3 separate regions of the Homo sapiens genome follow, and all the other regions are linked to region 2. Evidence: read pairs that join two places in POLR2A ChIA-PET (ENCODE). Cell type or tissue: GM12878. All regions are shown on one strand. Each heading gives the region's core, and the rest is flanking DNA. Links, peaks and the distances in the headings are about the cores only. Region 1 has its middle 14 kb from the start of TFRC. Region 2 has its middle 32 kb from the start of ZDHHC19. Region 3 has its middle 30 kb from the start of TFRC.

Region 1 (8,049 bases), core at 1,481-6,480, 84 kb before region 2:
CTTGCCCCATGTCACATGGCTAATAAATAGTGACAGCAAGAATTCAAGCCTAGGTCATCTAGCTTCTAACCTGGCCCTAAAAAATTCCACTACACTGCCTCCTTACAAACCCAGGCATGACACAGACTGACTGCACCACCCGCACAGCTCTGCAGACACCTCCCCAGGGAAGAATTTCTATTCAAGAGGTACAGGGACCATCTAGGTGGAACCATTTGAGAAGATCTAGTATCTGAGGGATCTATTTTTTTTCACTTCAGATTTAAGTTAATTTCAAAATTTGGATTCATATTCCTATGTGGGGAATCCCAGATATTTCTTTCTTTTCTTTCCTTTTTTTTTTTTTTTTTGAGACGGAGTTTCACTCTTCTTGCCCTGGATGGTGCAATAGCGCCATCTCAGCTCACTGCAACCTCCACCTCCTGAGTTCAAGCAATTCTCCTGCCTCAGCCTCCCAAGTAGCTGGGATTACAGCCATGCGCCACCACGCCCAGCTAATTTTTTTTTTTTTGAGACGGAGTCTCTCTGTGTCACTGAGGCTGGAGTGCAGTGGTGTGATGTCGGCTCAGTGCAACCTCTGACACCAGGGTTCAAGCGATTCTCCTGCCTCAGCCTCCTGAGTAGCTGAGATTACAGGCAAGTGCGACCACACCCGGCTAATTTTTGTATTTTTAGTAAAGACGAGGTTTCACCATGTTGGTCAGGCTGGTCTCGAACTCCTGACCTGATCCACCCGCCTCGGCCTCCCAAAGTGCTGGGATTATAGGCGTGAGCCACCGCGCCTGGCTAGAATCCCAGATACTTCTAAAAATAAGAGTTTGTAGTACAACTGATGCTCCAGAAATCTGGGTACCATTTGACAGAAATGCAGTGCATTCATATTGTCCCTGCAAGCTAGCTCATTTGCTTAAATTTCCAGAATGCGTACCTACCTTTGATAAGGAGAGTTATTGAATTGATAAAATTATCGTATGAATGTATATATATTAAACATTGTTTCTGGGCCGCATGGCAAAACCCTGTCTCTACAAAAAAATACCAAAAAAAAAAAAAAAATGCCAGGCATGGTGGTACACTCCTGAAGTCCCAGCTACTTGGGAGGCCGAGGCGGGAGGATCCCTTGAGCCCAAGAGTTTGAGGCTGCAGTGAACCGTAACCATGCCACTACACTACACTGGGAACAGAGTAAGAGCCTGTCTCAAAAATAAATAAATAAATACTTCAAAAAAAAAAAAACTTTGTTTCCAAAATATAAATTAGTCAGTTTGGTTTTTCTTATTTGCATCTTTATCTTTCTTTCTTTTTTTGTAGAGACAGGACCTTGCTATGTCGACCAGGCTGGTCTTGAACTCCTGGCCTCAGGCTATCCTCCCACCCTGGCCTCCCAAAGTGCTGGGACTGCAAGCATCAGCCACTGTACCCCGCCTCTTATTTGTATCTTCTTTTGACATCTGAGCTTGCAACTCTCACTTATGTCTGAGTTTCCCTTCCTCTATGGCTGGGACCTTAAGCAATAATACTTCTGATAAACTGTGCGCCAGATGGCCAAACATTGCCTAAAAAAAATGACTAAGAAAGAGGCCTTTGAAAAGAACATTGTGAAGTGGGGATGACTGATGATGTAAATAGGAAAAATGAACAAATGTGTGAAGAAAACATTTGCAAACAGACGTCTACATCTAAATCCCAAGTCAGCAAATCTAGTATTCAGGAAAAATACCAAATAGGCAGAAACTTTTTGGTTTCTTCAGCTTTAATATACACAGTAGACAAATTTTCCTTTGGTTTGGAAAATGTTCCTGCCAAAACTTGTATTTCTTATACATGGAAATGTGGTCAAGGAGGCAGCTGTACAGTGGTTACATTTGTGAGAGCTGGAGTGGCTTCCCTTGGTTCATCTCACACAATCCCCTAAGTGGTAGGAAGACCCGTATCCCAGGGCTGGGGTGCCCAGGTGTCAGAGTGCGGTAACGTTCGCTGAGCACCTATGGTGTCCAGGTACTGAGCTGGGAACTTATATTTGTATCATCTTACTTTGGCCCCCAACAATTCTGTGAAACAGGTATCATACCTATTTTATAGATGAATAAGTAGAAGTGTGAAGAATATAAAAGGATTGGCTGAAAGTGGCACAGCTTTTAAATAGCAAGACCCTAACTTCAGATCTCTGTGATTTCTGTTTTTTTTTTTTTTTTTTAAATAAATGTTAAGAGATATAGCAATGGGGATCTCACCATGTTGTCCAGGCTGGTCTCAAACTCCTGGGCTCAAGCAATCCTCCCTCCTTAGCCTCCCAAAGTACTGGGATTACAGGTGTGAGCCACCATGCCTGGCCAGGTTTCTGTATTAAAACCACTTTTTACTATATCTCAGGTATGGAAATATGAAAACACTGTTGTAGCAGGCGGGTAGTTGAAGCTCTGCACTCAGGGTAGGCTGACGTACTGCCAGGCTCTGACCAGGACCTTACAACAATACCCATCCTTGGAAGGTTTGAGTCAACTTTATAGCTGAATTTGATGCCAGGAGCACAAAGCAAAAGATCCCCATATATAAAGACAAGGTTATAAGGTACAGTGTGCCTGGTACAACTATCTTCCAGAATGCTTCCCAGAAGTAACATAGCTGGGCACCCTGGCACATGTTTATACTCTCAGCTACTTGGAGGTGCTGAGGCAGGAGGATCATTTGAGCCCAGGAGTCAGAGGCCAGCCTGAGCAACATGCTACGAAGGGGGGCAGGCTTCTCTGATAAGGTCGAGCCCAAGTAGGCAATGAGAGCAGAGAATTCCAAAGGGAGAGACAGTTCTGGGCCCGTGAGCCAATCCTGCTAGCCAGGTCCCCTCCAACCCCCTATTCCAGGCAGACCACTTCTGTGTCAAGGTCTGAAATCCAGCCTTGACTTTATTTTATTTATGTATTTTTTGAGACAGCTCTGCTGTACAGGCCAGAATGCAGTGACATGACCATAGCTCACTGTAACCTCAAGCGATCCTCCTGCCTCAGCCTCCCAAGTAGCTGGAACTACAGGCATGTGCCATCACACCTGTCAAATTTTAATTTTTTTTTGTAGAGATGGAGTCTCACTGTGTTGCCCCGGCTATTTTTGAACCCCTGAGATCAAGGGATCCTCCAGCCTTGGCCTCCCAAAGTGCTGGGATTACAAGCGTGAGCCACCACGCTGGGCTAATTTTTAATTTTTTTTTGTAGAGACAAAGTCTCACTATATTGCCCAGGCTATTCTTGAACTCCTAAGCTCAAAGGATCTTCCAGCCTCCTCGGCCTCCCAAAGTGCTGGGATTACAGGTGAGAGCCAGCATGCCTGGCTCTAGCCTTGGCTTTATTAAGGTACAGGCAGGTTTTCCTGCAGGTAGTAAGATGAATAAAGGTTAGATTGGTTTTGAGATCCAGATAGAGGCTAGACTCTAGCCTAGCGCTTCTTTTTTTTTTTTTTTTTTTGAGACGGAGTCTTGCCCTGTCTCCCAGGCTGGAGTGCAGTGGCGTGATCTCTGCTCAGTGCAACCTCCGCCTCCTGGGTTCACGCAATTCTCCTGCCCCAGCCTCCCGAGTAGCTGGGATTACAGGCACATGCCTCCACACCCGGCTAATTTTTGCATTTTTAGTAGAGACGGGGTTTCACCATGTTGGACAGGCTGGTCTCGAACTTCTGACCTCATGATCACCTCAGCCTCCCAAAGTGCTAGGATTACAGGCATGAGCCACCACACCCAGCCTAGCCTAGTGCTTCTTAAACATTCATGTGAGCTCCATGCAGTGTCACATCTATAATCCCAGCACTTTGGAGGCCAAGGCAGGAGGATTGCTTGAGCCCAGGAGTCCAAGGCTACTCTGAGCTATGATTGTGCCACTGCAGCTAAGCCTTGACTACAGAGTGAGACCTTGTTTCTTAAAAATATATATATTCATATACATATATTATTTATTTTCATTTATTATTTATTTATTTATTTTTGAGAGAGAAAGAGACGAAGTTTCACTCTTGTTGCCCAGGCTGGAGTGCAGTGGCGCAATCTCAGCTCACTGCAACCTCCACCTCCCGGGTTCCAGTGATTCTCCTGCCTCAGCCTCCTGAGTAGCTGGGACTACAGGCACCCACCACCACGCCCGGCTAATTTTTGTATTTTTTGTAGAGAAGGGGTTTCACCATGTTGGCCAGGCTGATCTCTAACTCCTTACCTCAAGTGATCCACCTACCTCAACCTCCCAAAGTGCTGGGATTACAGGTGTGAGCCACCATACCCAGCCCTTGAAAATATTTTTTTAAAGAAACTTTAATGTGCAGATAAGTCCCATGGAGGGGACGTGTTAAAATGCAGATTCTGATTCAGAAGGTCTGGTGGGGGTCCAAGACGGTGTTTCTAACAAGCTCCTAACTGATACCCAGGCTGCTGCTGGTCTTAGACCAACCCTTGAGTAGACTTTAGAGGAAGAAGTTTTTATTAGCTGTTTCTACAACACTCCCCACAGAAAGGGCACCCTGTGTGGCCAGCTGGCATGAAAGCGGTTTCTGCTTGGCAGCTATTTTTAGGTAGCTGTAATGCATTCTATTTTTTGCATTCTAAGCTTTTCAGTGGACCAGGGCGATCCCTGGGGCTGTCCCAGCTTCAGCAACGGTCCCTAAGACCATTCAGCTACTTTGCAGCCACTGCACAACTGCCAAACAATCCACTAATCCTGATCTTGAAACAATTTTCCCTCCTGAGAAGACACCAGACCTCAGCAGGAAGACTTGGCCTGCACAGCAGTTCTCTTACCCCACACGAATTAATAAATAGGCCTCATGAATCGGGATTTTGTGCCCTTGGGTAGCGAATTACCTGATGACTCTGGTGAACTGACGAAACTGAGTTTGTGAAACTGTGAGCCGGAAGAACAGTCTACAGCTGTCGTGGACTCCCCTGAACCCCTGGGAAGACGCAGCTCAACAGCCAGTCCACACGAACCCTGCTCTGAAACCTCTCCTGCAGACTGGGCCTGGGCTAGAGAAGAACAGGAGTTTTCTTTTCTCCTTTTTTTTGAGACGGAGTTTTGCTCTTGTTGCCCAGGCTGGAGTGCAGTGGCATGATCGTGGCTCACTGCAACCTCTGCCTCCTGGGTTCAAGTGATTCTCCTGCCTCAGCCTCTGGAGTAGCTGGGATTACAGGCGTGCACCACCACGCCCAACTAATTTTTGTAATTTTAGTAGAGATGGGGTTTCACCGTTTTGGTCAGGCTGGTCTCAAACTCCTGACTTCGAGTGATCCACCCGCCTCGGCCTCCCAAAGTGCTGGGATTACAGAGATGAGCCACCGCGCCAAGCTGTGAATTGATTTTTTAGTGAAACTTCAGGGAGCCAAGGACTTTGGCCCCCACAGTACCATCTGGATTATTGGGAACAGGTGCAAAATATATAGGGCCAGCGAAAACTCTCAAAGGAATGATTGACATTATAAATTTAGAGAGGAAGGACTGCCTTCCTTTCTGTGACAACAGCACTTTAATGTTCCAAAACAGGATGTCCTTGGATTTGGTTTTAATGCTTATGTATATAAGGTTAGCTATTGCCAGGAGACTGATACAATTAATCAGAGTCCATCTCTCCCTTCCAGGCACACCTTCACTTCGCTGCAGTTTCTCATGGCCATAAATCCATTAGAGCAAGAAACAGCAAGATTAGTAGAGGGCCATAAATTTAGATTCTGGGCCATTTTACCTGATAAGTCTTTTTGTTCTTTTCTCTTTTTTTGAGATAGGGTCTCACTCTGTCACCCAGGCTGGAGTGCAGTGGAGTGGCCATGGCTCACCGCAGCCTCTACATCCCAGGCTCCAGCCATCCTACCTCAGCTTGCAGCTGGAACTACAAGAGCACGTCCCCACCCCTGGCTAGTTGTTTTGTAATTTTTGTAGAGACAGGATCTTTCTATGTTGCTAGGGCTGGTCTCAAACTCCTGGGCTCCAGTGATCCACCCACCTTGGCCTCCCAAAGTGCTGGGGTTTCAGGCGTGAATCATCATGCCCAGCCAGAAACCAGTCTTAAAAGACTGTATACTATAATGATTCTATTTATATGACATTCTGGAAAAGGTGAAATTATAGAGACCTAAAATACATCAGTGGTTGCCAGAGGCTTGGAGAATGAAGTATAGGCTGAATAGGTAAACCATATATGATATTTTAGGGCAGCGAAACTCTTCTGTATGGTACATGAGACTGCATTTTTCAAAACCCATAGAACTGGCTGGGTGTGGTGGCTCACGCCTGTAATCCCAGCACTTTGCGAGGCCAAGGCAGCGGATCACTTGAGGTCAGGAGTTTGAGACCAGCCTGGCCAACATGGTGAAACCCCGTCTCTACTGAAAATACAAAAAATAGCTGGGCATGGTGGTGGGTACCTGTAATCCCAGCTACTCAGTAGGCTGAGGCAGGAGAATCACTTGAACCCAGGAGGCAGAAGTTGCAGTGAGCCAAGATGGCACTTCTGCACTCCAGCCTGGGCGACACAGTGAGACATCATCTCAAAAAAAAAAAAAAAAAAAAAAAAAAAAACTTTAGCTGGCTGAGCGGCACGCGCCTGTAGTCCCAGCTACTCAGGAAGGTGAAGCAGGAGGATCCCTTGAATCCAGGAGTTCATGAGCTATGATCATCCCACAGCACTCCAGCCTCCGTGACAGAGCAAAACCCTGTCACTAAAACAAAACAAAACAAACAAACAAAAACCCATAGAGCACAAATTTCTCTACAGCACAAATTTCAACCTTAATATATGCAAATGTTAAAGCGGGAGTGGGAGGGTTCCCAGGATGGAATGCAAACTGTTATAAAGAACCTCACCATGCTACAAACATGACCTAACATCCAAGGGGAAGGAAGGGAAGTGCTGGGTGTTGAAGGGGATGGAAGGGAAGTGCTGGGCATTGAAGGGGATGGAAGGGAAGTGCTGGGCGTTGAAGGGGATGGAAGGGAAGTGCTGGGCGTTGAAGGGGAGGGAAGGGAAGTGCTGGGCGTTGAAGGGGAGGGAAGGGAAGTGCTGGGTGTTGAAGGGGAGGGAAGGGAAGTGCTGGGTGTTGAAGGGGAGGGAAGGGAAGTGCTGGGTGTTGAAGGGGAGGGAAGGGAAGTGCTGGGTATTGAAGGTGAGGGAAGGGAAGTGCTGGGCGTTGAAGGGGAGGGAAGGGAAGTGCTGGGCGTTGAAGGGGAGGGAAGGGAAGTGCTGGGCGTTGAAGGGGATGGAAGGGAAGTGCTGGGTGTTGAAGGGGAGGGAAGGGAAGTGCTGGGCATTGAAGGGGAGGGAAGGGAAGTGCTGGGTATTGAAGGGGAGGGAAGGGAAGTGCTGGGTATTGAAGGGGAGGGAAGGGAAGTGCTGGGTATTGAAGGGGAGGGAAAGGAAGGGAAATGCTGGGTATTGAAGGGGAGGGAAAGGAAGTGCTGGGCATTGAAGGGGATGGAAGGGAAGTGCTGGGTATTGAAGAGGATGGAAGGGAAGTGCTGGGTATTGAAGGGGAGGGAAGGGAAGTGCTGGGTATTGAAGGGGAGGGAAGGGAAGTGCTGGGTATTGAAGGGGAGGGAAGGGAAGTGCTGGGCATTGAAGGGGATGGAAGGGAATTGCTGGGCGTTGAAGGGGATGGAAGGGAAGTACTGGGCGTTGAAGGGGAGGGAAAGGAAGTGCTGGGCATTGAAGGGGAGGGAAGGGAAGTACTGGGTATTGAAGGGGAGGGAAGGGAAGTGCTGGGCATTGAAGGGGATGGAAGGGAAGTGCTGGGCATTGAAGGGGATGGAAAGGAAGTGCTGGGCATTGAAGGGGATGGAAGGGAATTGCTGAGCGTTGAAGGGGATGGAAGGGAAGTGCTGGGCGTTGAAGGGGAGGGAAGGGAAGTGCTGGGCGTTGAAGGGGAGGGAAGGGAAGTGCTGGGCGTTGAAGGGGAGGGAAGGGAAGTGTTGGGCGTTGAAGGGGATGGAAGGGAAGTGCTGGGCGTTGAAGGGGGTGGAAGGGAAGTGCTGGGCGTTGGGGGTGGAAGGGACGTGCTGGGCGTTGAAGGGGATGGAAGGGAAGTGC
Region 2 (8,049 bases), core at 1,996-6,995:
AGAAAGAGGCAGCACCTCTAGGGCAGGAAAGTGCTGGGGGTCAGAGGCATGGGTGCCATTCCAGGCTGAGCCAGGCTGGCTGTGTGAGCCTGCGTGAGTCACTTAACCTCTGAACCTAGTGCTTCACGTGCAAAAGAGGGAAGCTTCCCTCATCCTCCTCCAGCCGTCACCCGCTGCCTTCCTTCTCTCTGCAGCAAAATGGCTCCGAAGCGTTGTCTACACTTCTTTTCTCTGATTCTTTATTTAAATTTGCACTTATTAGGCTGAGCGCAGTGGCTCATGCCTGTAATCCCAGCACTTTGGGAGGCCGAAGCGAGCAGATCACTTGAGGTTAGGAGTTCAAGACCAGCCTGGCCAACATGGTGAAACCCTGTCTCTACTAAAACACAAAAATTCGCTGGGCATGGTGGCAGGCACCTGTAATCGCAGCTACTCAGGAGGCTGAGGCAGGAGAATCACTTGAACCCGGGAGGCAGAGGTTGCAGTGAGCCGAGATCGTGCCACTGCACTCCAGCCTGGGCCACAGAGCAAGACTCTGTCTCAAAAATAATAAATAAATAAATAAATAAATAAATCTTCACTTATAAATTACTCCCTAAATAAAAATAACACGTTATATACATATATATACCCATCTCAGCCTCCCAAAGTGCTGAGATTACAGGTGTGAGCCATCGTGCTTTGCCATAACGTGGTTTTTTTAATGTTTTATTTTAAAAATGTTTTTATAACTTTTATCTATTTATTTATTTTTTGAGATGAAGTCCCGCTCTGTTGCCCAGGCTGGAGTGCAGTGGCACCATCTCAGCTCACTGCAAGCTCTACCTCCTGGGTTCAAGCGATTCTCCGGCCTCAGCCTCCCAAGTAGCTGGGATTGCAGGCATGTGCCACCGCACCTGGTTAATTTTTCTATTTTTAGTAGAGACAAATTTTTGCCATGTTGGCCAGGCTGGTCTCAAATCCCTGACCTCAGGTGATCCGCCCGCCTCGGCCTCCCAAAGTGCTGGGTTTACAGGCGTGAGCCACCGCGCCTGGACAAAATTTTTTTATACCTTTTAAATTCCAGACCCACCACCAGGTTGAATCCTCCGGGCTGACTGTGCAGACCCCCCACTATGCCCCCTACTTTCCATTAACTGGTATGTTTTATGTTATCAAGAATATTAAAACAAACCTATGCATCTGCCATTGAGCTTAAGAAATAGATGGCCGGACGCGGTGGCTCACGCCTGTAATCCCAGCACTTTGGGAGGCCGAGGCGGGCGGATCATGAGGTCAGGAGATCGAGACCATCCTGGCTAACACGGTGAAACCACGTCTCTACTAAAAATACAAAAATTAGCCGGGCGTGGTGGCAGGCGCCTGTAGTCCCAGCTACCCGGGAGGCTGAGGCAGAAGAATGGCGTGAACCCGGGAGGCGGTGCTTGCAGTGAGCTGAGATCGCACCACTGCACTCCAGCCTGGGCGACAGAGTGAGACCCTGTCTTGGGGAAAAAAAAAAAAAGAACTAGACGAATGCCCAGGCATGGGAAGCCCCAGTCACCTTTCCCTCCCTCAACCCGAGAGGAGTCACATTCCAAACCTAGCCTTTATCATTCCCTTCCTTTTCATTAGACGGTTATGTATGTACGTATCCTTAAACTTTATGCTAATGGTATCACATTTTGTGTATTCTACTACTTTTAAACATTTATGGATTAAATTCTGTCCCTCCAAAAAAGATATGTTGGAGTCTTAACCCCTAATACTTTAAGCCGTGACCCCGTTTGCAGACACCGTCTTTACAGAGGTGCTCAAGGTGAGAGGCACTCATTAGAGTGGACCCTCATTCGATACGACTGGTGTCCTTATAACAAGCAGAACACAGGACAGAGGCAGAGCCACCAGCAGGGAGAACACCACATGAAGCCTGGAGTCAGGCTTCCGGACGAAGCCGGGAGAGAGGCGGGGAACAGGTCCTCCTCCCACGCCTTCCCAGGGAACGTGGCCCTGTCGGCACCCTGATCTCCTCGCCCCTAGAACTGGGAGACAACACGTTTCTGCTGTCCAGCCACCCAGTGTGCGGTACTTTGTTACAGCAGCCCCAAAAAATAAAGACACCATTCCATGTCATGTTCTTGAAATTCATTTGTTAATGAGTGAAGCCGAGGCTCATTCATTTTCTCTGTCATGTTCTATTATATGATATCCCACAATTTATCCATTTTACTTTGAAAAGTTATATGGTTTGCTTACAGGTTTTATTGTTGTTTTGAAATTGCAAACTGTGCTGCCCCGAACCTCCCTGCAAACTGTGCCGTAGGAGTGGAGCTGCACTTGGGTCAAAGAGGGCAAAGGTAAGTCTTAACTGTGCAGCCCAGATCAGAGCAATAACAACTCATCAAGATAAGTCTAATTGCTACTCAACGGGGTGGAACTTACACGCTTGCCAGTGGGCAGGCAGAGTTCCCTGTGTCCTACATTCTTGTTAACACTTGAAACTCCAGTCTTTTTTTTTTTTTTTTTTTTTTTTTTGAGAGATGGAGTCTCACCCTGTTGCCCAGGCTGGAGTGCAGTGGTGTGATCTTGGCTCACTGAAACCTCTGCCTCCCGGGTTCAAGCGATTCTCCTGCCTCAGCCTCCCAAGCAGCTGGGACTACGGGCTCCCGCCACCACGCCCAGCTAATTTTTGTGTTTTTAGTAGAGACGAGGTTTAACCATGTTGGCCAGGATGGTCTCAATCTCTTGACCTCATGATCCGCCCACCTCGGCCTCCCGAAGTGCTGGGATTACAGGCGCAAGCCACTGCACCCCGCCCTGCAGTTTTGTTTTGTTTTTTTAATTTATTATTTTAAAAAAATGTTTTTGAGACAGGATCTCACTCTGCCACCCAGGCTGGATCATGGTGGCATGATCTTGGCTCACTGCAGCCTCGTCCTCCCAGGCTCAAGTGATCCTCCCGCCTCAGCCTCCCAAGTAGCTGGGACCACAGGTATGTGCCACCATGCCTGACTAATTTTTGTGCTTTTTGTAGAGATGAGTTCTCACTGTGTTGCCCAGGGTGGTCTCAAACTCCTGGGCTCAAGCGATCTTCCTGCCTCAGCCTCCCAAATTGCTGGGATTACAGGCATGAGCCAACACACCCAGCCCGAAGGAACTGCCATTCTTTTTATCTTTGCCAATCTGATGGTTATAGAATGGTATTTCCTAGTGGCTTTATTTTGCGTTTTCTTTATTTCTAATAAAGTTAAGCATCTTTTACATGTTGATGGACAATGTATATTTCCTGTTTTGCAAAACACCTGGTCGGGTTTTCCTGGTCTTTTTTCTTATTTATTTCTAGGAGTTCTTTATGTACTCTGGACTCTGATCCTGCATTGGTCTTTCTAAAGCTTTATTCGTCGCATCCTCTGATGAACAGAGCTTTTCTTTTTTCTTTTCCCTTTTAAAATTAGTAGAATTTATTCATCTTTTTCTTAACAATTAGTGCTTTCAAGAAATTCTTTGTACCCCCAAGGTCAAGAGATATTATCCTATACTCGCTTTGTAAGGGTTGGTATTCTGCCTGTCAGGTCGTTAATGGACCTGGCATTGATTTTGGAGCCTGCTGTGTAGTCAGATCTAAACTGGGAAAGGAACAATTGCCTGCTTTTCTCACAGGGGCGTTCTGAAGCTCAAAGGAGAAAATGCGTGTGAAAGTGTCCAGAACTGTGAAACAATGTACAAGTAAGAGAGTCTGCGATGCTGATTTGCTGGAGGGTGACAAAGCCGTTTAAGAGAAGGCTGCTTTGGCCTTTGATTTGCTAATCAGTTGGTAGCGTCATAGGCTGCCAGTAGGCCAGGCAGAAACCCAACCTCCATTCTGCCTCCGGAGGCTGGAGAACACAGCCAAAAAGACCAGCTGAAGCATGTGGTCTTTGCAGGAAAGTAAGTTCCAGTGGCACTGCTGGGGCTGGCCCCGTCCACCCACACTGTTCACTCCATCTGCCACCTGACATTAGCAAATTAGGCTGCAAATACAGCCCTGAGTCATAGAGAAAAGATGAAATTACACTCAGGAAACTCTGCTCACTGAAGTGCATGAGTAACAGGATGCAGAAAGACACCCATTAAAAGCGGCTAAAAACGAGTCAGGTGCTCCAAGGCAGCCTGCTGCACACCCCAACACGCGGGCAGGCTCCGCCCCAGCTCCAACTCCACCTGGAGGGGCAACACGCACCCATTATACGAGCCACACGGGGGCCCCAGCAACTGGCCCAGACAAGGCTGCAGAGCCCACTCAGGGTGGAACCCCCTTTAGCGAACTGGAAGGTTCCATGACGGGGCTGCGGGGAAGGAAGCCGACTCGTGGGGAGTTAGCTGAGCTGCCGGAGGAAACTGACAAAATCAAACGCACCCTTTGGCCTGCACAAGGCGATATTGTTGGTTCTCCCTGAAGCACATCCTGGCCAGGAGACAGAGCTTAGGCCAGCCCCCGGGCCAGGTGCCTGCTACCCAGACCTGTGATCCTAGCCAAAAGTCTCTGAGTTCTGGATGTCCACACTGGGAAGGGAGAGCAGCGAGGGAAGGGTTACCAAAGGGGCCTGAGGAGACATTCGGGGGTGACAGATTGTCAGCATCTTTTTGTTTGGTTTTTCTTTTAAGCGATGGGGGCGGGGGGTGGGGGGGGGTCTCACTATGTTGCTGAGGCTGGTCTCGAACTCCTGGCCTCAAGCAATCCTCCTGCCTCAGCCCCCGAGTAACTGGAATTCAAGACGTCAGCCACGGCCCCCAGCTTAGCTTCAGCATCTTGATTGCAGTGGTGGCTTCACAGATGTATACATATGTCAGAACTTATCAAATTGTATATTTTCAATATCTATTTTAGACAATTAGATCTCAATAAGGCTGTTTAAAAATTACAGAATGGTGTGATGGCGACTTTTACTAAATATGCATGTTGACAGCAAGAGGAACGACTAGAAGGAGGTCCCCAGATGTTAACAGTGCTTAGTTCTGGGCTGTGGGATTACAGAGGATTTTACTTTTCCTCTTTGTGTTTTTCTGTACTTTAAAAAATTTCTGAAATATATGTGTTTTACTTTTTTTTTTTTTTTAAGATGGAATCTTGCTCTGTCGCCCGGAGTGGAGTGCAGTGGCGCGATCTTGGCTCATTGCAACATCTGCCTCCTGGGTTCAAGCAATTCTCCTGCCTCAGTCTCTCAAGTAGCTGGGATTACAGGCATGTGCCACCACACCTAGCTAATTTTTGTATTTTTAATAGAGACAAGGTCTCGCCACGTTAGCCAGGCTGGTCTCGAACTCCTCACCTCAGGTGATCCATCCACCTCGGCCTCCCAAAGTGCTGGGATTACAGGCGTGGGCCAATGCGACCAGCCGTGTTTTACTTGTATAAATCAGGAAAAAAAAAAGTATCTATTTCAAAATAAAAGCAAACTTTAGGTCGCAGGGGTCTTCTGAAGGTCGGCAGCCATGACCTCACAGAGGCACACTCTGGGCTTAGCACGGTGGAGCTGTGCCCAGGGGAAGCAGCTTGGGCTTTACAACCAGGTCTGCAGCAAACTGCCCAGGCCAAACCTCAGCTCTGCCGCCCATCTCCTCAGCGGCCTTCAGCTAGTTACTTGAGTGCTTGGTGCCAATTTTAATCCCCAATTATATTTCGGAGACAATCGTCAAAGCCTCTGCAGGTGGCTGAGAGATTCAATGAGCCAATACAGGTGGCTCTTAGCAGTGTTCTCACAGCACAGCACAGACTGGGTGAATTACAGCTACTATTCCCTCCTATTAAAAAGAATAGAAGTGGCCGGACACAATGGCTCATGCCTGCAATCCCAGCACTTTGGGAGGCCGAGGCGGGTGGATCACCTGAGGTCAGGAGTTCGAGACCAGCCTGGCCAATATGGTGAAACCCCATCTCTACTAAAAATACAAAAATTAGCCGGGCGTGGTGGTGGGTGCCTGTAGTCCCAGCTACTCTGAAGGCTGACATGGGAGAATTGCTTGAACCCAGGAGGCAGTGGTTTCAGTGAGCCGAGATCGCGCCATCGCACTCCAGCCTGGATGACACGGCAAGGCTCTGTCCCAAAAAAAAAAAAAAAAGAATAGAATTGACTTGAGAAACTCTTTGCTTCTTTTTCCCCCATGAGGTTAGAAAAGATAATTGAATCATCTCTAGAACAGGACGCCAGTTTCTGGAACTGAAGGGTTTTGAGGTTTCTCTTAACGAATATCAGAAATCTTTATCTCTCAACCAACTGTAACCACCATCTGTGGCCTCCTCCAGCCCTCACCAATACGGGTACCCCTCCCAGGCTTCCTCTCCCTCCCTGAGCCTCTGCTGTGAATTATCTGAGTCCACTTCTTCTGAGGCTGCTTTTATGGGACAGAGACAAGACCCTACTCTTTCCTTCTCTTACTTGTTCCTTTTCTGTTGTCTGCCAGAAGTAACCACCCGTTGCCCAAACCAATCTTTAGCTTGGCCTCCTTTCAGGGGTCTGGATGCCATCTTTAACTGCCTTAGTCTGGTGGCCTGAGCAGCTTACCTGAGCCTCAGCTTCTTTTTTCTTTTTCTTTCCTTTTTTTTTTTTTTTTTTGTTTGTTTGTTTATTTGTTTCTTGTTTTTTCTGACAGGATTTCACGCCATCGGGCAGGCTGGAGTGCAGTGGTGCAATCACAGCTCACTGTAGCCTCAACTTCCAGAGCTCAGGTGAGCCTCCCACCTCAGCCTCCTGAGTAGCTGGGACTCCAGGCACGCACTCAATGCCTGGCTAATTTTTGTGTTTTTGGTAGAGATGGGGTTTCTCCATGTTGTCCAGCCTGGCCTCAAACTCCTGGGCTCAAGTGATCCGCCCACCTTGACTTCTCAACATGCTAAGATTACAGGTGGGATCCTACCAGGTGGGGCAGGAGTAATCAACCCTACTAGACAGATGGGGAAAATGAGAGGCCGGGCGCAGTGGCTCACATCTGTAATCCCAGCACTTTGGGAGGCCAAGGCAGGCAGATCACTTGAGGCCAAGAGTTCGAGACCAGCCTGGCCAACATGGCAAAACCCCATCTCTACTAAAATACAAAAATTAGCTGGGCATGGTCGTGGGCACCTGTAATCCCAGCTACTCGGGAGGCCGAGGCAGGAGAATTGCTTGAGCCCGGGAGGCAGAGGTTGCAGTGAGCCGAGATCGCACCACTACACACTCTAGTCTGGATGACAGAGCGAGACTTAGCCTCAAAACAAACAAACAAACAAGTGCACCTTTGTTAGTTTTATTTGAACCAATGTTTACATCTCTGGCAACCACAGGCTCATATGAAACTTCATGCTATTAAACTTTATGGGTGACATGGCCAGGCACGGTGGCTCACGCCTGTAACCCCAGCACTTTGGGAGGCCGAGGCAGGTGGATCACGAGGTCAGGAGATCGAGACCATCCTGGCTAATACGGTGAAACCCCGTCTCTACTAAAAATACAAAAATTAGCTGGGCGTGGTAGCACATGCCTGTAGTCCCAGCTACTTGGGAGGCTGAGGCAGGAGAATGGCGTGAACCCAGGAGGCGGAGGTTGCAGTGAGCCGAGATCATGCCACTGCACTCCAGCCTAGGCGACAGGGCGAGACTCTGTCTCAAAAAAAAAAAAAAAATTTATGGGTGACAATAGAACAAAGGCAGAGGGACAGGACAGAACAATGAGTCACTCCAACACACCCTGTGTGTTCTAAAAGAGGCCCCGGGACAAACACCTGCCTCAGTAGGAAGGTCCAGCATTCGTGGCGGTGTGTGCTGGGCGGTTGTGGTGAGGACTGTGTCTGTGTCTGGGCGGGTGTGTGTAGTTGTGGAGTTTATAGCTTTCCTTTGACTCAAATCCTTCTTCCCTATCACCGGCTTACATGTTAGAGGCCTGTAACAGGAGACCAGTTCCAGGCCAACCTGTGGTTAAAAGAACCTCAGCCTGTGAGCAAATGTTACTCCTCCTCCGCACTCGAGGACCCTGTGGCAGCCCAGCCTGTCAGGCCTCTGCAGACATGAGTTGGCCTGGTTCTCCCTGCTGCCATCCCTCACCCGCCAATCCCCAA
Region 3 (8,049 bases), core at 1,711-6,710, 68 kb before region 2:
CATGGACAGCTCACTCCTACCGAACACATACAATGGGACACACCTGTGCTGGGTGAAAGGCGCAGCCTAGAGGGCTGGCAGGTGTTGGGTGAGGCTCAGGTTTCAGGCTGAGGGGAGGAGGGTCAGCTGGCAGATCCTCAGCAACTCTGGCAGCCTCACAGGGCCACAGCCCCCCTGGAGCTCTTGGTTCCCCCAGGGTCAAACCAGGTCTCAGTCATGGAGCTAGGATCAAGCTTTCCTACCCTCCTCAGTAGGAGGCCCCCTTCTTCCCAGGAGGGAGAGCTAGGGGAAGGGAGATAGTGGAGGGTGAGGGAACGGCATTCGCATTTGTAAGCAGTGCCCTGGAGCTGCATGCTGGAGATAAGAGAAGGCCCCTCCCGAGGCTGGGAGCAGAGGGAGCTGCAGCCTGAGGCTTGGGCAGGACAGGTGAACCCAGGTTTCCCAACCACTGAATCACCCTTTGCCCCACCACGCACATGCGCTCTTGCGTGTGGACGCACGTGCACACACACGCACACCCCACAGCTTCCACGTGGCAATGTGTCTAAGCCCAAGATCCTGGACAGCCCAGACACAGAACTGCCATGAGAACCCACAGCAGTCCCACTCGGGAGCCCTCATCAGCACTGCTGAGTGCCAACCGAACAACAGTGAGAACGAGAACACAGACCCTTATCCTGGGACCACACAGTTGGCTTCTCAAGGCTTCATGAAATTCTTCTTTTTATTTTTTCTTTGAGACACAGTCTTGCTCTGTCACCTAGGCTGGAGTGCAGTGGCGTGATCCTGGCTTACTGCAACCTCTGCTTCCCAGGCTCAAACAATTCTCATGCCTCAGCCTCCCAAGTAGCAGGGACTACAGGCATGTGTCACCACACCCAGCTAATTTTGGGGGTATTTTTTCTTCTTTTTTTTTTGAGACAGAGTCTCACACCATCACCCAGGCTGGAGCGCAGTTGTGCGATCTCGGCTCACTGCAACCTCTGTCTCCCAGCTTCAAGCAATTCTCCTGCCTCAGCCTCCCAAGTAGCTGGGATTACAGGCACCTGCCACCACCTGCTAATTTTTTGTATTTTTAGTAGAGACGGGGTTTCACTATGTTGGCCAAGCTGGTCTCAAACTCCTGACCTCGTGATCCACATGCCTCAGCCTCCCAAAGTGCTGGGATTACAGGCATGAGCCACCGCGCCCAGCCTAATTTTTGTATTTTTAGTAGAGATGGGGTTTCTCCATGTTGGCCAGGCTGGTCTCAAACTCCTGGCCTCAAGTGATCCGCCCACCTTGGCCTCCCAAAGTGCTGGGATTACAAGTGTAAGCCACTGTGCCTGGCCTAAATTCTTCTTTAGCATCATGCAATCTGCCTTAATTGAGAAATGTTATCACGAAAACCCACATGAAACTCAATATTGCACTTACTGTAGGAGCTATTATTGGAAGCTAGTGATCCTGAGAACTTGCCTAGAGTTTCAGTGCAAGAAAAGGCTGGCTTCGGCTGGGTGCAGTGGCTCTCGCCTGTAATCCTAGCACTCTGGGAGGCCGAGGCGGGTGGATCATGAGGTCAGGAGATCGAGACCATCCTGGCTAACATGATGAAACCCCGTCTCTACTAAAAATACAAAAAAAAAAAAAAAAAAAAAAAAAAGCTGGGCATGGTGGCGAGTGCCTGTAGTCCCAGCTACTCGGGAGGCTGAGGCAGGAGAATGGCGTGAACCCGGGAGGCGGAGTTTGCAGTGAGCCAAGATCGTGCCACGGCACTCCAGCCTGGGCGACAGGGCAAGACTCCGTCTCAAAAAAAGAAAAAAAAAAGAAAAGGCTGGCTTCTCCTGATTAATGGTCATCTTATTTTTGACACAATTTGTAATAACTTTTTTTTTTGAGACAGAATCTTGCTCTGTTGCCCAGGCTGGAGTGCAGTGGCGTGATCTGGGCTCACTGCAAGCTCTGCCTCCTGGGTTCACACCATTCTCCTGCCTCAGCCTCCTGGGTAGCTGGGACTACAGGCACCCGCCACCATGCCTGGCTACTTTTTTGTATTTTTTAGTAGAGACGGGGTTTCACCATGTTAGCCAGGATGGCCTCGGTCTCCTGACCTTGTGATCCACCCGCCTCGGCCTCCCCGAGTGCTGGGATCACAGGCGTGAGCCACCGCACCTGCCACGTAGAGCCTATTTTCTTATCCATAAAACAATACCTACTTCACGGGGTTGTTCTGAGGATTAAGACAATCTATGTAAAATAATTAGCCAATACACAACCTATAGCATGCTCAGTAAATGGTAGCTGGTATAACAATTATGGGTTTCTTGTTTGTTTTTTTGTTTGAGATGCAGTCTGGCTGTTGCCCAGGCTGGTCTTAAATTCCTGGGCTCAAGCAGTCCTCCCGCCTCGGCCTCCCAAAGTGTTGGGATTATGAGCACGAGCCACCACATCCGGATAAAGGAAGTCCCTGTCCGGGATCACCTGAGGCTAAAGAGAGCTGCGTCACCCAACGTCATGCTCCCCCTAGGGACAGCTGCATTCCTGACAAGGGCCATCCCAGCTCCAGAGAGTCACTCCTATTGAGAGATTTGCTGAGGCCTTTGTTTCCTGAGCTCCAGGCCGACGTCCCCTAATCCTGCAGCCCTGCCTCCTCACAGGTATTAATCCTGAGGGCATTTTTTTTCTTTCTTTTTGGGCGGGGGGCGGGGGGGGCACGAGGTTTTGCTCTTACTGCCCAGGCTAGAGTGCAATGGCACAATCTTCACTCACTGCAACTTCCAACTCCCGGGTTCAAGCGATTGTCCTGCCTCCGCCTCCTGAGTAGCTGGGGTTACAAGCATGCGCCACCGCGCCCAGCTAATTTTGTATTTTTAGTAGAGATGGGGTTTCACCATGTTGGTCAGGCTGGTCTTGAACTGCTGACCTCAGGTGACTCACCCACCTTGGCCTCCCAAAGTGCTGGGATTACAGGCATGAGCCACAGTGCCCGGCCTCCTGAGGGCATCTTTAATAAACTTCCTGATCACAAATCTCCCTCTTGGTCTGCTTCCCAGACACCCAACCTCTGTCTGTTGTAAGGAGAGGTTATTAAATGGCCCTGTCTCTGACAGTCTAATGTATTTCTCTCCACAATGGCATGTACCCTCCTAGTTCCCCTGAGAGTACACTGTCTTCTTGGGGATGCATCTAGACCTGGTAATTTCTAGAAACTGATCGAAGTTAGAGACTGGGAGAAAATACAGAAATCCTAATCCTGGCCGGGCGCGGTGGCTCACGCTTGTAATCCCAGCACTTTGGAGGCCGAGGCGGGCGGATCACGAGGTCAGGAGATGGAGACCATCCTGGCTAACGCGGTGAAACCCCACCTCTATTAAAAATACAAAAAGTTAGCCGGGCGTGGTGGCGGGCGCCTGTAGTCCCAGCTATTCGGGAGGCTGAGGCAGGAGAATGGCGTGAACCCGGGAGGCGGAGCCTGCAGTGAGCCGAGATCACGCCAGTGCACTCCAGCCTGGGCCACAGAGTGAGACTCCGTCTCAAAAAAAAAAAAAAAAAAGAAATCCTAATCGTTCCTGCACCAATTCCCATCCTTACTTCCTACTTCGCCCTGCCCAAATGAAAAAATACAAAAATTAGCTGGTCGTGGTGGCGGGCACCTGTAATCCCAGCTACTCGGGAGGCTGAGGCAGGAGAATCGCTTGAACCCAGGAGGCGGAGCTTGCAGTGAGCCGAGATCGCGCCACTGCACTCCAGCCTGGGCAACAAAGAGCAAAACTCCGTCTCAAAAAAAAACACAAAAGATTACAACTCCAAGACCAGCCTGGGCAACATGGTGAAACCCTGTCTCGACAAAAACACAGACATTAGCCTGGTGTGGTGGTGTGTGCCTGTGGTCCCAGCTATTCAGGAGGCTGAGGTGGGAGGCAGAGGTTGCAGTGAGCCAAGATCATGCCACTGCACTGTAGCCTGGGCGATGGAGCGAGACCCTATAGTAACAAAACAAAACAACAACAAAAAAATTCCACAAACGACTAAAGAGGAACAAACCAATCAGACTTCTCAGAAGTACTTGGCACTGAACTTTTCAAAGGATCCTTACCAAAATCGAGCTTTTTTGTTTTCCCTCTGAAGTCTCATGTTAAGCAAGAGGGGAAAACCCAGTGTCTGCCTGGGGTAAGAAAAGTCGCAAAAGTCTTCAAAGGTCATCAAGGTTTTAAATGTTCACAGTAATGAGTTTCTTTTTTTTTTCTTTTTTTTTTTTGAGATGGAGTCTTGCTCTGTCGCCCAGGCTAGAGTGTAGTGGCATGATTTTGGCTCACTGCAACCTCCACCTCCTGAGTTCAAGCGATTCTCCTGCCTCAGCCTCCCGAGTAGCTGGGACTACAGGCACCCACTACCATGCCCAACTAATTTTTTGTATTTCTAGTAGAGACGGGGTTTCACCGTGTTAGCCAGGATGGTCTCGATCTCCTGATCTCATGATCCACCTGCCTCGGCTTCTCAAAGTGCTGGGATTACAGGCGTGAGCCACCACGCCTGGCTCCAAGTTTCTTCATGGAGCTCTATCTGCAAGGATCTGAGTCGAGAGGGCACACACACAGGAGGCAAATTCACGACCTGAACCAAGGCCCATTCTCCTGAGAGACTTTCAGGTCACTGACGTAGCTACAGATATTGGAAAAAAATGCATCTGTAGTAGTTCAGTTGAGGAGAGGGGATGGGTGGCAGTAAATCTTAAGGGGCTCAGGGGCATCTATTCCAAATTTCCAGAGAGGGTCCTCACAGTCTGTCATTGCATATACATCAAATGTAAATGTATCCTTAGGGGGGTTTTTGGTTTTGTTTTCAGAGACAGAGTCTCACTCTGTTGCCCAGGCTGGAGTGCAGTGGTACAATCACAGCTCACTACAGCCTTCAACTCCTGGGCTCGAGGGATCCTCGCACCTAAGCCTCCTCAGGAGCTGGGACTATAAGGGCATGGGCCACCACACCCAGCTAATTTTTAATTTTTTTATTTGTGATATGGTCTTGATCTGTCATCCAGGCTGGAGTGCAGTGGCATGATCACAGCTCACTACGGCCTTGACCTCCTGGGTCCACCTCAACCTCCCAAGTAGCTGGGACTACAGGTGCATGCCATCATGCCTGTGTTTCATTATATATATATATGTTGAGAGAGAGAGAGAGAGAGAGAGAGAGAGAGTAGAGAGAGAGAGTAGATATGGGGTTTCACCATTTTGCCCAGGCTGGTCTTGAACTCCTGGGCTCAAGCAATCCTCTTGCCTCAGCCTCCCAAAGTGGTGGGATTACAGGAGTGAGCCACCACACCCAGAGAATTTTTAAATTTTTTGTGGCGATGGAGTCTCGCTCTGTTGCCCAGGCTTGTTTCAAACTCCGAGCCTCAAGCAATCCTCCCACCTTGGCCTCCCAAAGCACTGGGATGACAGGTGTGAGACAGCATGCCCAGGCATGAATGTGTCTTTAAACATACCTTTTACTTTCTTTTTTTTTTTTTTTAACTGTAGTCATAATAGCTATTTACTTGGGTAAAATTTTCTCAGGATATTTTTGGTATGTGGGGCAGAGGGAGAGCTAGCAAGTGAGAGAAGCTGTCTTTTCAGTACAAAGAGCTCACAGTACTCCGGTCTCCACTGGAAGTTCCGTCTTTATTTTTAAAGGAATCTGGTCATGAGTCTGTTGACCAAGCACATCCTGGTAATCTATTGTCAGATGAGAAGTGTTCTGGATTTCCAACTTATACCATGCATGATAGATGCTGAGTTTCAAGCATAAAACTACTCTAGTTACCAAGATCATACTGCTTTTATGTTGATATAACTTAATTTTATTATTTGCTTCACCTCCCACCAGAATCACTTATTTGCTCACTTTTCTTGTCTATGCTCTAGAATGCACTTACTGCTTAAGCGGCATATTATATGAACCATCCTTTTACATTATAGTTTATTAAAAAGTGGCTTTTGCCGAGTGTGGTGGCTCACGCCTGTCATCCCAGCACTTTGGGAGGCCGAGACAGGTGGATCACGAGGTCAGGAGATCGAGACCATCCTGGCTAACACAGTGAAACCCCGTCTCTACTAAAAATACAAAAAATTAGCCGGGTGTGGTGGCGGGCGCCTGTAGTCCCAGCTACTCGGGAGGCTGAGGCAGGAGAATGGTGTGAACCCGGGAGGCAGAGCTTGCAGTAAGCCGAGATTGCGCTACTGCACTCCAGCCTGGGCAACAGAGCGAGACTGTCTCAAAAAAAAAAAAAGAAGTGTCTTTTCTTTTTTCTTTTTTCTTTTTGAGACAGGGTCTCACTCACCCAGGCTGGAGTGCAGTGGCGTGAACTTGGGAGCCTCGACATCTGGGCTCAAGCCATCCTCCCACCTCAGCCTCCCGAATAGCTGGGACTACAGGCACACACCATCACACCCACCCTGCTAATTTATATTTTGTAGAGACAGGATTTTACCATGTTTCCCAGGCTGGTCTTGAAGTCCCAGGCTCAACTGATCAGCCCACCTTGGCCTCCCAAATTGCTGAGATTACAGACGTGAGCCTCTGCGCCTGCCCAAAGCAGCTGTTCTTTTGCAAGGATTTATTGGTCTGTGGTGCCTCTCCCTCAGTACCCTTGCGTGGTTCTTTTCTTTTTTTCTTTTTTGTTTACTGGAGCTACCCACCATGAACTATTGGTTGGTTATTTATAAAAATATGTTTAGGTTTATGCACATCATTATATTTATTTGCCCACGTGGGCCCCTTGAGCATCAGAGCTTCCTAAAGCAGGATCTTTGCAGGCCATCTCATCCCTCCTCATCATGTATGGATACACAAACCGAGGTCCATTGAGTCCTTTTGAAGAAGGATAGCTGCAGCTAGCTGAAGGCCAAGGCAGGTGGATCACTTGAGCCCACGAGGTTGAGGCTGCAATAAGCTGTGTTCTTGCCACTGAGAGAGAGACTCTGCCTTAAAAAAAAGTGCAAGCTGCAAAGTGGTTGCCTTTTGCTGAGGAGGTGGGTACTGGGAGCAGCAGGAATTGACTGGAAAGAGGCATGAGGACACGTTCCTTTTTTTCCCTTTTTTATTTTTTATTTTATTTTTTGAGACAGTCTCGCTCTGTCACCCAGGTTGGAGTGCAATGGTGCGATCTTGGCTCACTGCAACCTCCACCTCCCAGGTTCGAGTAATTCTCCTGCTTCAGCCTCCTGAGTAGCTGGGATTACAGGTGCATGCCACCATGCCAACTAATTTTTGTTCCCTTTTCTATTTTTTACATGTAATAATTATATATATATATATGTATGTATTTTTTAAGTGCTATTTTTGTTGCATTAAGAGTATGGCTCCCCAGGGACCACAAAGGCCTTTTAGAAGCCTCCGTATGTATTTATAGGTTATCAACAACAACAACAACAAAAAAACCTCTGCTGAAACATACGCAATAGTGATTTAAGAAGAAAAGGAATTTTTCACATTGGATGAGAAAGAACTTCCCAAGTTAGTTGCCTTTACAAATTCAAACATGACGGGCTATCGGCTTGGAGTGTTTTTTAAGAGTGACGATGGGAGGCTTATGGTAAGCCCATTGTTTGACGTGACCCAAGCATGGCCTGGTTAATTTTGACCATGCTCACAGCAGTGGTAGAAGCAACTAGCCACACAGTACCGTACTTGTTCTGAAACACCCATCTCTACTTGTGAAAAAGTAGAGGATCATTGAAGGATCTTAAGAAAAATTTCTGGACCATAGCATATCTCTGCAGCAAAAGAAAAGTAACATATTTGAATGTAAACAAAAACCTGAGACTCACCCCCACACCCCAATGCTCACCACACTCATAAGAAAGGAAGTGAGAATGGGAACCCCCAAAGGCCCACAGAACCTATATACAACTGTCTTTCTCTGTGAAAACAGATCAGCCCCAGAACCTCTATACGCCTCTCTATGTGAAAACAATAAATCAGCCCCAGAACCTATATACACTTGTCTTTCTCTGTGAAAACAATGAATCAGCCCCAGAACCTATATACGCCTCTCTTTCTATGTGAAAACAATAAATCAGCCCCAGA

What was found. Peaks named below come from ENCODE experiments on the same cell type or tissue, not always from the same donor. Only the 100,000 strongest peaks of a DNase experiment are listed, where the experiment ranks them.
Region 1: POLR2A ChIA-PET joins it to region 2 with 19 read pairs; 16 of 35 experiments call an interaction of 5 or more read pairs at or near these places.
Region 3: POLR2A ChIA-PET joins it to region 2 with 21 read pairs; 12 of 35 experiments call an interaction of 5 or more read pairs at or near these places.

What each region holds. Positions count from the first base shown.
Region 1 is chr3:196,091,980-196,100,028 of GRCh38, forward strand. No RefSeq gene overlaps it. Among named protein-coding and RNA genes, the nearest start is that of TFRC, 14 kb to the left of the region's middle. RefSeq lists a silencer at 462-650 and an enhancer at 4,931-4,980. In GM12878, for the core only: no CTCF peak of the experiment used is centred there; a DNase peak (open chromatin) is centred at 4,582; H3K4me3 peaks cover 885 bases; H3K27ac peaks cover 2,044 bases.
Region 2 is chr3:196,175,817-196,183,865 of GRCh38, forward strand. No RefSeq gene overlaps it. Among named protein-coding and RNA genes, the nearest start is that of ZDHHC19, 32 kb to the right of the region's middle. RefSeq lists enhancers at 3,972-4,171, 5,839-5,938, 7,610-7,699 and a cis regulatory region at 6,003-6,492. In GM12878, for the core only: a CTCF peak has its summit at 4,203; DNase peaks (open chromatin) are centred at 3,955, 5,668 and 6,225; H3K4me3 peaks cover 792 bases; H3K27ac peaks cover 4,296 bases.
Region 3 is chr3:196,108,117-196,116,165 of GRCh38, forward strand. No RefSeq gene overlaps it. Among named protein-coding and RNA genes, the nearest start is that of TFRC, 30 kb to the left of the region's middle. RefSeq lists silencers at 3,819-3,878, 5,259-5,376. In GM12878, for the core only: no CTCF peak of the experiment used is centred there; a DNase peak (open chromatin) is centred at 4,055; H3K27ac peaks cover 2,542 bases.